2 separate regions of the Homo sapiens genome follow, and region 1 is linked to region 2. A link is a contact called in ENCODE POLR2A ChIA-PET data. All regions are on one chromosome and are shown on one strand. Each heading gives the region's core, a stretch centred on a gene start or an enhancer-like site at or near the end of the contact. The rest is flanking DNA. Distances are from core to core; before and after follow the strand shown.

The links. ChIA-PET counts read pairs that join two places held with the same protein, here RNA polymerase II (POLR2A).
Region 1: POLR2A ChIA-PET joins it to region 2 with 12 read pairs in naive thymus-derived CD4-positive, alpha-beta T cell. The contact joins two enhancer-like sites. POLR2A ChIA-PET finds 5 or more read pairs at or near these places in 3 of 52 experiments (BJ, Panc1 and naive thymus-derived CD4-positive, alpha-beta T cell).

The regions. Positions count from the first base shown.
Region 1 is chr4:71,127,016-71,132,605 of GRCh38, reverse strand. It overlaps a transcript of SLC4A4 not described here. Among named protein-coding and RNA genes, the nearest start is that of SLC4A4, 57 kb to the left of the region's middle. Within about 2 kb of position 1,270, at least 2 of the 41 ENCODE cell types and tissues checked have a DNase peak (open chromatin) inside an H3K27ac peak, as active enhancers do.
Region 2 is chr4:70,924,462-70,929,475 of GRCh38, reverse strand. The region is part of intron 1 of MOB1B (MOB kinase activator 1B); the gene reads right to left. Among named protein-coding and RNA genes, the nearest start is that of MOB1B, 25 kb to the right of the region's middle. Within about 2 kb of position 1,820, at least 3 of the 41 ENCODE cell types and tissues checked have a DNase peak (open chromatin) inside an H3K27ac peak, as active enhancers do.

The sequences.
Region 1 (5,590 bases), core at 21-2,520, 200 kb before region 2:
AAATCTACAAGATCTCTCTGTCTGTCCCTCTGTATCCAGGCACAATTTAACTCATTCCCTACCCTTGCTATAAAAAACACTTAGGAAAAAGCATTAAGTATTGTCCAGGAGGTAGTATCCATCCAGCTAAACCTGCTGTAACTGCTAAAACCAACAGCAGCCTCAGCTGCAGGATGCCACTTCTATTTCCATGGAAATAGACAGGCTTTGGGCAAATTCGAAGAACATGCTTCAAGATAATTTTGCAGCTTTCTTTGAGCTGAGACATGCCGTTAGCTGATATACATTTTAGAGCCCCCGTCAACATGTGTCTGGAGAAGGGGTGGATTAATAATAGCTTACATTTCTATAGTGCTTTTCATCCAAAAAAAAATACCAAACAAGAAAAACAAGCTGAATCTTTTCTTCTTGTTTAAAGGAAAAAACACTAGTGATTTTTAAAGCAATCCTAAACACTGGAACTAATTATAAAGAAATTCACTTTTTTAAAGTGTCAGGACAAAATTATTATTTTTTAAAACTTAAATAGTATGCACATTGCTCCTAAAAGCTCACAAAGATATGCCGTCATCACCATTTTGGAAGGCTATCATTTCTTTCCAACAAAGACAACAGTTGCAGTGCCAGTAGATTCAGAGACATTATGGGTGAACAGAAAAAAATAATAATAATAATTAACAATGGTACAGGAAGCTCCATCTGGAGTGTCTGATAACACAGTGGGAGATGGATACAGATGGGAAAATGTGGGTGGCACAGGGTAGAGCTTGTCCCGATCTCATGGGCTCGGGACTCCAGACACACTCAGATTAGTATAGGCTTTGGTTTTCTGCTCCCTGCTATTCAAATGGAACTAGCCAGGCCAGAGCCAGCATGTTTTACCACTGTCCAGAAAATCTGGGATGGCTCTTGATCACAATCTGGCATCATGACAAGGTCAATAATGCATTTACCAATGTTTAATAATCCTAGATTAATACAGCTTTTCATTCTCTAAAGTGCAGATTCTTTATCTTTAACCCAAGTAATTTGCATATACTTCCACATAGTAATTCCAGGCACAATGCTGCTTATTCTGAGCTTTTTACCCTGATTGGCAGCTAATTAGAACCTTGAAATGTTGGCAGGTGTCGTGATGAAAAGGCATCATAAACCCAGCTACAGCACAGACAATGGGTCTTTAATCATCTGTTTAAGTCACGCAGTTCCCAGTGATCTCGAGCTTTTAGGATGAGTAGTTTCTTGATCCTGGAGGACTGCTGAGCAAGGAGGACCTCTGCTGTTATAAAAGAACCAACATCTTTAGAGGGACGGCGAAAGTGCACTTCAGAAACAGACAAAACAGAAAGGAGCAAACAGAAGGATGCTTAAAAAGGAAACAGTTGCTTTTTCTGTCAATTTTTCTTTCTACAGAGATGCCAAACTAGTATGAGATGGACAGACAGATCCCCACTCTCCCATCCGCCGTTGTTAGTGAACATGATCTCATGATGAATAAGGCAGAAAAGTCAGTGGTTGAGAAGACAAAATTATCTCGTCATTCTTTCCCTTTAGTGTCATAGTTTGAGATTCTAGCATGTATCACTCACTTGATATTCATCATGGGGATTACATTCTCAGCACGGGATAGATGTGTACAGGGGAGAACTTTCCTCCCACTGTGTCACTGGAAAGAAAAGGCTGTCACCATGACTGCCTTCACACAACCTCCTCTCACAGAGAGCTCTCTCAACTACAAAGATATCTCCCCTCAGCTTGAGTTTTCCTAAAAAGGTATTGATTCCACAAATCTTCACAGAGGATCTACTATTTGCATAGACTTATGTTAGGTGCAGTGAGGGATACAAAAGTATATGAGCGAGGTTTGCCTTTGAGAAGCTGCAAAAATAAGATACATACGCATTACAACAAATAATACAATAAAAGAGATGCTTCAAAGTATGATATCACTTAATGCTAAGAGCATATTGAAAATAGTAAGTGACACTCATTTAACAAAATAAGTATGATATCACTAAGTGCTAAGAGCATATTGAAAATAGTAAGTGACATTCATTTAACAAAATGAGGCCAGGCACTGTGGCTCATGCTTGTAATCTAAGCACTTTGGGAGGCCGAGGTGGGAGAATTGCTTGAAGCCAGGAGTTGAAGACCAGCCTGGGCAAAAAAGTGAGACCCCCTTCTCTACAAAATTTAAAAAACAAAATTAATTAGCCAGCATGGAGGCACATGCCTGTAGTTCCAGCTATTCAGGAGGCTGAGGTGGTAGAATTGCTTAACTTCAGGAGTTTGAGAGTGCAGTGAACTATGATTGTGCTACTGCACCCCCACCCAAGCAATAGCGCAAGATCTCATCTCTTAAAAAAAAAAATAATTAACATTACAAGAGAACTCTGGCAATTGAAGAGGTCAGAGGAGTCTTTGAAGCACAGGTCCCTGAAGACGGATAAGAGGATTCATTTTTAACTTTTATTTTAGGTTTAAGGGTACATGTGCAGGTTTGTCATATAGGTAAATGGCATGTCACAAGGGTTTGGTGTACAGATTACTTCATCACCCAGGTAATAAGCATGGTACCCCATAGGTAGTTTTTTAATCCTCACCCTCCTTCCTCCCTCTATCCTCAAGTAGGCTCTAGTGTCTGTTTTTCTCTTCTTTGTGTCCACGTGTACGCAATGTTTAGCTCCTACTTATAAGTGAGAACAGGCAATATTTGGTTTTCTGTTCCTGTGTTAGTTTACTTAGGATAATGACCTCCAGCTCCATCTGTGTTGCTACAGAGGACATGATCTCATTCTTTTTTTTTTTTTTTTTTTTTTTTGGTGCATGGTATTCCATGATGTATATGTACCACATTTTCTTTATTCAGTCTATCACTGATGGGCATTTGGGTTGATTCCATATCTTTGCTATTGTGAGTAGTGCTGCAATGAACATACATGTGATGTGTGTCTTTATGGTAGAACAATTTATATTCCTTTGGGCATACACTCAATAATGGGATTACTGGGTCGAATGGTAATGCCATTTTGAGTTCTTTAAGAAATTGCCAAACTGCTTTCCACAATGGCTGAACTCATTTACATTCCCACCAGCAGTGTATAAGTATTCCCTTTTCTCTGCAACCTTGCCAGCATGTTATTTTTTGACTTTTTAATGACAGCCATTCTGACTGGTGTATGATGGTATCTCACTGTGGTTTTAATTTGCATTTCTCTAATAATTAATGATGTTGAGCATTTTTTTTCATATACTTGTTGGTCACATGCATATCTCCTTTTGATAAGTGTCTGTTTGTGACTTTTGCCCACTTTTTAATGAGGTCTCTTGTTTTTTGCTTGTCAGCTTGTTTAAGTTCCTAACAGATTCTGGATGTTAGACCTTTGTAGGATGCATGGTTTGCAAATATTTTCTCCCATTCTGCAGGTTGTCTGTTTATTTTGTTTATTGTTCCTGTTGCTGTGCAAAAGCTCTTTAGTTTAATTAGATCCCATTTGTCAATTTTTGTTTTTGTTGCACTTGCTTTTGGCATCTTCTTCATGAAATCTTTGCCAGATCCTATGTCCAGAATGGTATTTCCTAGGTTATCTTCCACGGTTTTTATAGTTTTAGGCCTTACATTTAAGTCTTTAATTCAAAGGCGGAGAATATTTGAGTAACCCAGAAAAAAAGGAGACACTCGAAGTTGAAAGTTAGGGTAGGATTTACTTAGATACTAAGACACTAGGGTAGAAATATAAAGACTTGTTTTAGGGATTGAGAGTAATTCAGGCCAGCTTAAGAATGGAGAACTTTGGGTCAAATTTTGAATGTCTTTGGCTGAGTGTGGTGGCTCATGCCTGTAATCCCAGAACTTTGGGAGGTCAAGTCAGTCAAATTGCTTGAGTCTAGGAGCTTGAGACCAGCCTGGCCAACATAGCAAAACCCCATCTCTACTAAAAATACAAAAATTAGCTTGGCACGGTGGTTCACACCCATAATCTCAGCTACTTGGGAGGCTGAGGTGGGAGGATCATTTGAACCTGGGAGGCAGAGGTTGCAGTGAGCCGAGATCATGCCACTCCACTCCAGCCTGGGCAACAGAGTGAGACCCATCTTAGGAAAAAATTGACTGTCTTTGATACCCCAATTTTTTTTCTTTTTTTGAGACAGGGTCTTTGATATGGTTTGGCTCTGTGTCCCCACTCAAATCTCATCTTGTAGCTCCCATAATTCCCACATGTGGGGACCCAGTGGGAGATGACTGAATCATGGGGGCGGGTCTTTCCTGTGCTGTTCTCATGATTGTGAATGGGTCTCACGAGATCTGACGAGATATGATGGTTTTAAAAGCAGGAGTTTCTCCACACAAACACTCTCTATGCCTGCTGCCGTGCACGTAAGATGTGATGTGCTCTTCCTTGCCTTCCACCATGATTGTGAGGCCTCCCCAGCCAGGTGGAACTGTGAGTGGATTAAACCTCTTTCTTTTGTTAATTGCCCAGTTTCAGGTATGTCTTTATCAGTGGCGTGAAAACAGATTAATACAGTCTTGCTCTGTCACCCAGGCTGGAGTGTAGTGGCACGATGACAGCTTACTGCAACCTCTGCCTCCCACGCTCAAGCGATCTTCCCACATCAGCCTCAAGTAGCTGAGACTACAGTCCTGCACCACTGGGTTTCATCACGTTGCCCAGGCTGGTCTCAAACTTCTGGACTCAAATGATCCTCCCGCCTTGGCTCTCAAAGTGCTGGAATTACAGGTGTGAGCCACCGTGCCCAGCCGATACTCAAATACTTTGAATTGTACATCTTATCAGTAAAGACTTTTGAGCATACACCCTAATCGGTGTTATGTATGTATGTACATATGTATGTTCATAGGTACATATATTGTGTACATATATGTATAACAAACTGATATACTATATACTTTATATAACATATCTTAAAAAGTGAAATAAAAATTATTTTAAATATCTTTATTTATGGTACAAAGTCCTTTTGGTCATCTCTGAAAAAAATAAATATTTTTAATGAGAGCAATATGATTTAATATACTTTTTGTTAATCTTTATATAACACTTGGTGACAATGTGATTCAAAAGTCTGGCATATTTATTTTAATTCAATAGTTGATTTTAGTGGCTGACATAGGTACCAAAAGATATATGGGTGGGATTTTTGTTCACTTTTAAATAAGGAAGTCATCTCAAAAGAATTTAAGTTCAGCAATGTTCTATACTTTATTCAGCACCAAATGCCTCTAAACATTATTATAGTATGTGTAGCTGTTTGACTTCGTTTTTTGAAGATAGAGACACATTTGCCATGAAGCTTAAGTTCAGGACCCCTCGCTAGCATGGGCATCTCCCCTGGAATGTATCCATATGGCCATATGTTTCTACAAAGGCTGCAAAGGTGAGATTAAGGTAAGATCGTTTGACTACAATTCCTTTCCACTCTGATTTTCTTCCTTACACTTCCCTTCATGTTAATACGATGTTAGCATGATGGATATAAGTGGCTGAAAGCATTTTTGGGGTCTGAATAAGAGGAAGTAGAGCTCTGAATATATTTAGTTTGGGTTTAGTGGGATATATTTATGTGG
Region 2 (5,014 bases), core at 571-3,070:
ATTGGCCAGATGCAGTGGCTCACACCTGTAATCCTTCGGGAGGCCAAGGTGGGCAGATCACTTGAGGTCAGGAGTTGGAGATCAGCCTGGCCAACATGGGAAAATCCCTTGTCTACTAAGAACACAAAAATTAGCCGGGCGTGGTGGCACACACTTGTAATCCCAGTTACTTGGGAGGCTAATGCAGGAGAAACACTTGAACCTGGGAGGTGGAGCTTGCAGTGGGCCAAGATCACGCCACTGCACTCCAGCCTGGGTGACAGCAAGATTGTCTCAAAAAAAAAAAAAAAAAAGAAAGAAAGAAAAGAAAAAGAAGAAAAGAAATACAGGGGACAGAAATTATTTGGAAGTACCTTTACTATTATCTTGTTTATTTGGCATTAATTTTAAAAGTCCAAGAAGCTTTCATGACTCTTTTTCTTAATGATGCAATGATAGTGGGAATGCAGGGAAATGAGCACTCTCATTCCCTGGTAGAGGGAACACAATTTACAGGGCACATTGGAAAATAGGAAACTTGTGCCTGGTATATGACAATCCTGTAAAGAAGGTCTCTACAAAACTATGTGATAAAGATACAATAAATAAGGCTGAGTGCAGGGGCTCACGCCAGTAATATCGGCATTTTGGGAGGCCAAGGTGGGAGGATCACTTGAACCTAGGAGTTCAAGACAAGCCTAGGTAACATAGCAAGACCCCGTGTCTATTAAAAAAAAGTTTTTTTATTATAAAAATCCAATAAATAGGTATTCTAAACTCTTCTGTGCACAGTAGCCACCTTTTAATATTTTCCCTAAAATCTTTACAATGGAAAAACATACAACAGACTGAGGAGAATCACTCATACTCTCACCACCCGTGATGAAATTCTTGAAAATGTCAGGCCACGTGTGGTGGCTCATACCTGTAATTCCAGCACTTTGGGAGGCTGAGGCGGTGGATCACGAGGTCAAGAGTTCGAGACCAGCCTGAACAACATGGTGAAACTCCATCTCTACTAAAAATACAAAAAATTAGCCGGGCATGGTGGCACGCGCCTGTAATCCCAGCTACTCAAGAGGCTGAAGCAGGAGAATCGCTTGAACCCGGGAGGCAGAGGGTGCAGTGGGCCGAGATCACACTACTGCATTCCAGCCTAGGTGACACAGCAAGACTCCATCTCAAAAAAAAAAAAAACAAAATTCTTGAAAATGTCATTGATTAGTCAGGAAAAAAAATTGTTACTAAGAGGCACTATGCTAGGTGGTAGAGATTTAAAACAAACATTTTTTGAAAATGCCCCATCTTCAAAGAGATCATACACATGACAGTGGGTGGAGTACAATGTCTTTTTGGAAAGGACTATGATAAGGACTATAAAGGGCACTGAAATGGTATCTAACAAACTGGGAAGGGGGCACAGGCCAGGGAAAAAGTTGGCTCCTGAGCTAAAGAAATGGGGGTGGGGAGGAGAAGAATAACAGCCAGAATAACAGGAACGGCATTTACAAAGGCAGAAAGATGGAGCAAAGCAGGTTGAGAGAAATGCAAATAAAATCACTGAACACTGTGGGGGAGGGATGTTAGAGCAGGAAGGCACGGATGAGGCTGGAGTGGTAAGCAAACATCTCAGGGAGGCCTTCTATGCCTTGGAGTTTTGCAGACCACTTCCAGCCCATTCCAATATCTACCTGAAATGCCCAAGTGAACTACAGGAAGCGAGTGCACCGAAGGATTCCTACCACTTCCCCTCCATGTTAAAAACCAAGATGCTAAAGTGGAACAGCAGTGGCAGCAATGCCAAGAACAAGCAGGGGAGGCCCCCGCATCCACACAATAAAAACAGCATCTGACTAAAAACCGGAAGCTCAATTCGGCAAAATTCTTGCTGTTTTGAATAGGTGAATGCACTACACATATTTATAACTGTGGTATTGACGGCAATTTTTTTTTTTTTGAGACAGATTCTCACTCTGTTGCCCAGGCTGGGGTACAGTGGCATGATCTCAGCTCACTGCAACCTCCGCCTCCCAGGTTCAAGCGATTCTCCTGCCTCAGCCTCCCAAGTAGCTGGGATTACAGGCGAGTGCCACCATGCCTGGCTAATTATTGTATTTTTAGTAGAGACGGGGGTTTCATCATGTTGGCCAGGCTGGTCTCGAACTCCTGATCTCAGATGATCTGCCCACCTTAGCCTCCCAAAGTGCTGGGATTACAGGCATGAGCCACTGCGCCTGGCTGACAGCAATTTTTTTCTTTATATTCCTAATTTTTGATGAACACAGACTGCAATTATTTCACACATACACCCAAGAAAGTTTGTATACTCAATGCAATATCTTGCAGTGCAAGGGTCTTTAACCATCATTAGCCAGTGGACTTGGAACTGAGAGTTTAAAACAACCATTAAGGAGCACATCTATGTAACACGCTGGTCTCCAGTGCTAAGATTCTTGAGGACAGAGACCGCATCTTATTTCTTTTTTTTTTTTTCTTTTTTGAGACGGAGTCTTGCTCTGTTGCCCAGGCCGGAGTGCAGTGTCACAATCTCGGCTCACTGTAAGCTCCACCTCCTGAGTTTGCGCCATTCTCCTGCCTCAGCCTCCCAAGTAGATGGGACTACAGGCGCCCACCACCACGCCCGGCTAATTTTTTTGTATTTTTAGTAGAGACGGGGTTTCACCGTGTTAGCCAGGATGGTCTCGATCTCCTGACCTCATGATCCACCTCCCAAAATGCTGGGATTACAGGCGTGAGCCACTGCGCCCGGCACATCTTGTTTATTTCTAAACCCCTTCCTTTCTCCTCCCACCACCAGCAAGCACCTAACACTTCGCTTTTACACACAGGAGGTGTTCAATAAATGTTCATTTTATTATGCAATAATGCCATACATTTGTAAGACAGCTAAACAAAAAACTGGAATGCACAAACAGTTTATACACTGGGCTTGGGAATTTCATGAGTGGAGATAATGACAGTGTTTATACAGGACTCTGGTTTATGAAAAGCTTTCATATACATTCTGTCATTCAAGTCTCACATTAACCCAATGGAAGAAGCATTCGTTACCCTCCAGTAGGCAGAGGAAATAGAAACTAAGAAATTAAGTCATCTGCCCAAGGTCACATAGCTAGTGACAGACCAAAGACTCTGAATCTCGGATTTCCTCACTCATAGGCCACTGTTCTCTCCCATGACAATCTTCAGTTAATTAAAAAAAAAAAAAAAATGGCTGTAATCCCAGCACTTGGGAGGCCAAGGTGGACGGACTGCTTGAGCCCAGGAGTTCAAGACCACCTGGACAACATGGCAAAACCCTGTCTCTACAAAAGATACAAAAATTATCCAGGCATGGTGGCACACACCTAAAGTCCCGGCTACTCAGGAAGCTGAGGTGGAAGAATCACGAGCCCAGGAGGTTGAGGTTGCAGTGAGCTGAGAAGATACCACTGCATTCCAGCTTCGGTGACAGAGTGAGATCCTGTCACTCACACAAATAAGAAAATTATTGAAAACATATTTGCTAAGCAATGTCCTAATGTGCTGGGAAATAAAATGATGAACAAACCCTCAGTCCAGGAGGAGAAAACTTAGAATCCAGAAGGAGAAAAAAACACATTAAACAAGAAAATAATTGCAAGTGTGAAAGGACAGTACGGGGATCTACATTGAGGCTCCCTTATTGGGAATCTCTCAAAGACAGAACTGGTGTTATATTGAATCCAAGGATTTTTCTTATTCACCTTATCTCAAACCATTTAAATTAAATATACAGGCATCCACTTTGGAAGGTGCTTTCAAATCACCTAGGGATCTTATTAAAATGCATTATAATCCAATGATTAGGACCCGAAATCCTGCATTTCAAACATACTCCTAGGTGGTGCCAAAGATCCACACTTTGAGAGTCTACAGCAAACTTCTCAAGGATTATGGTTATGTAGAGACACTGATCCTCTCAATCCTGAGAGTACTTTCTGTCACCAGAGGACCAAGAGCAGTTTTTCTTCTGCTACATAAAATGACAGTGGTATTTTTCTTCCTTAATGTTAAGTGATATCAAAAAAGGCAAAGACATCACTAACAAGTATAGTTATCCCTAGACAACACCTTACAAATACATTCCCACTTGAAAGAAAGCTAAAATCAATAAAGCTCACCAGGCATGGTGGCTCATGCCCGTAATCCCAGCACTGTGGGAGCCTGAGGAGGGCAGATCACCAGAGGTCAGGCGTTCAAGACCAGCCTGGCCAATATGGTGAAACCCCGTCTCTACTAAAAATACAAAAATTAGCCGGGCACACACCTGTAAGTCTCTGCTACTCAGGAGGCTGAGGCAGGAGAATCACTTGAACCCAGGAGGTGGAGGTTGCAGTGAGCCCAGATTGCGCCATTGCACTCTGGCCTGAGTTACAGAGCAAGACTCCATCTCAAAAAAATAAAATAAAAATAAAATAAAATCAATAGAGCTCAACTAAAGCAAATTTTGGTTCCCAAATGTCTAGCTGTTTAAAATTGTAGTTTTTTTGTATAGTTTGGTTCTAACTATAATTAGAAATATAATTTTTAAAAAATGTTGGTTCTTCAACCCAAATGTCCATCAATGATAGACTGGATTAAGAAATTGTGGCACATATACACCATGGAATACTATGCAGCCATAAAAGAGGATGAGTTCATGTCCTTTGCAGGTACATGGATGAAGCTGGAAGACATCATTCTCAGCAAACTATCACAAGGACAGAAAACCAAACACCACATGTCCTCACTCATAGATGCATAGATGGGAAATGAACAATGAGATCAACTGGACACAGGGCGGGGAATATCACACACTGTGGCCTGCTGGTGGGTGGGGGACTTCGGGAGGGATAGCATTAGGAGAAATACCTAATGTAAATGATGAATTGATGGATGCAGCAAACCAACACGGCACATGTATACCTATGTATCAAAACTGCACGTTGTGCTCGTGTACCCTAGAACTTAAAGTATAATTTAAAAAAAAAATAGTTGGTTCTTGATGGCTTGC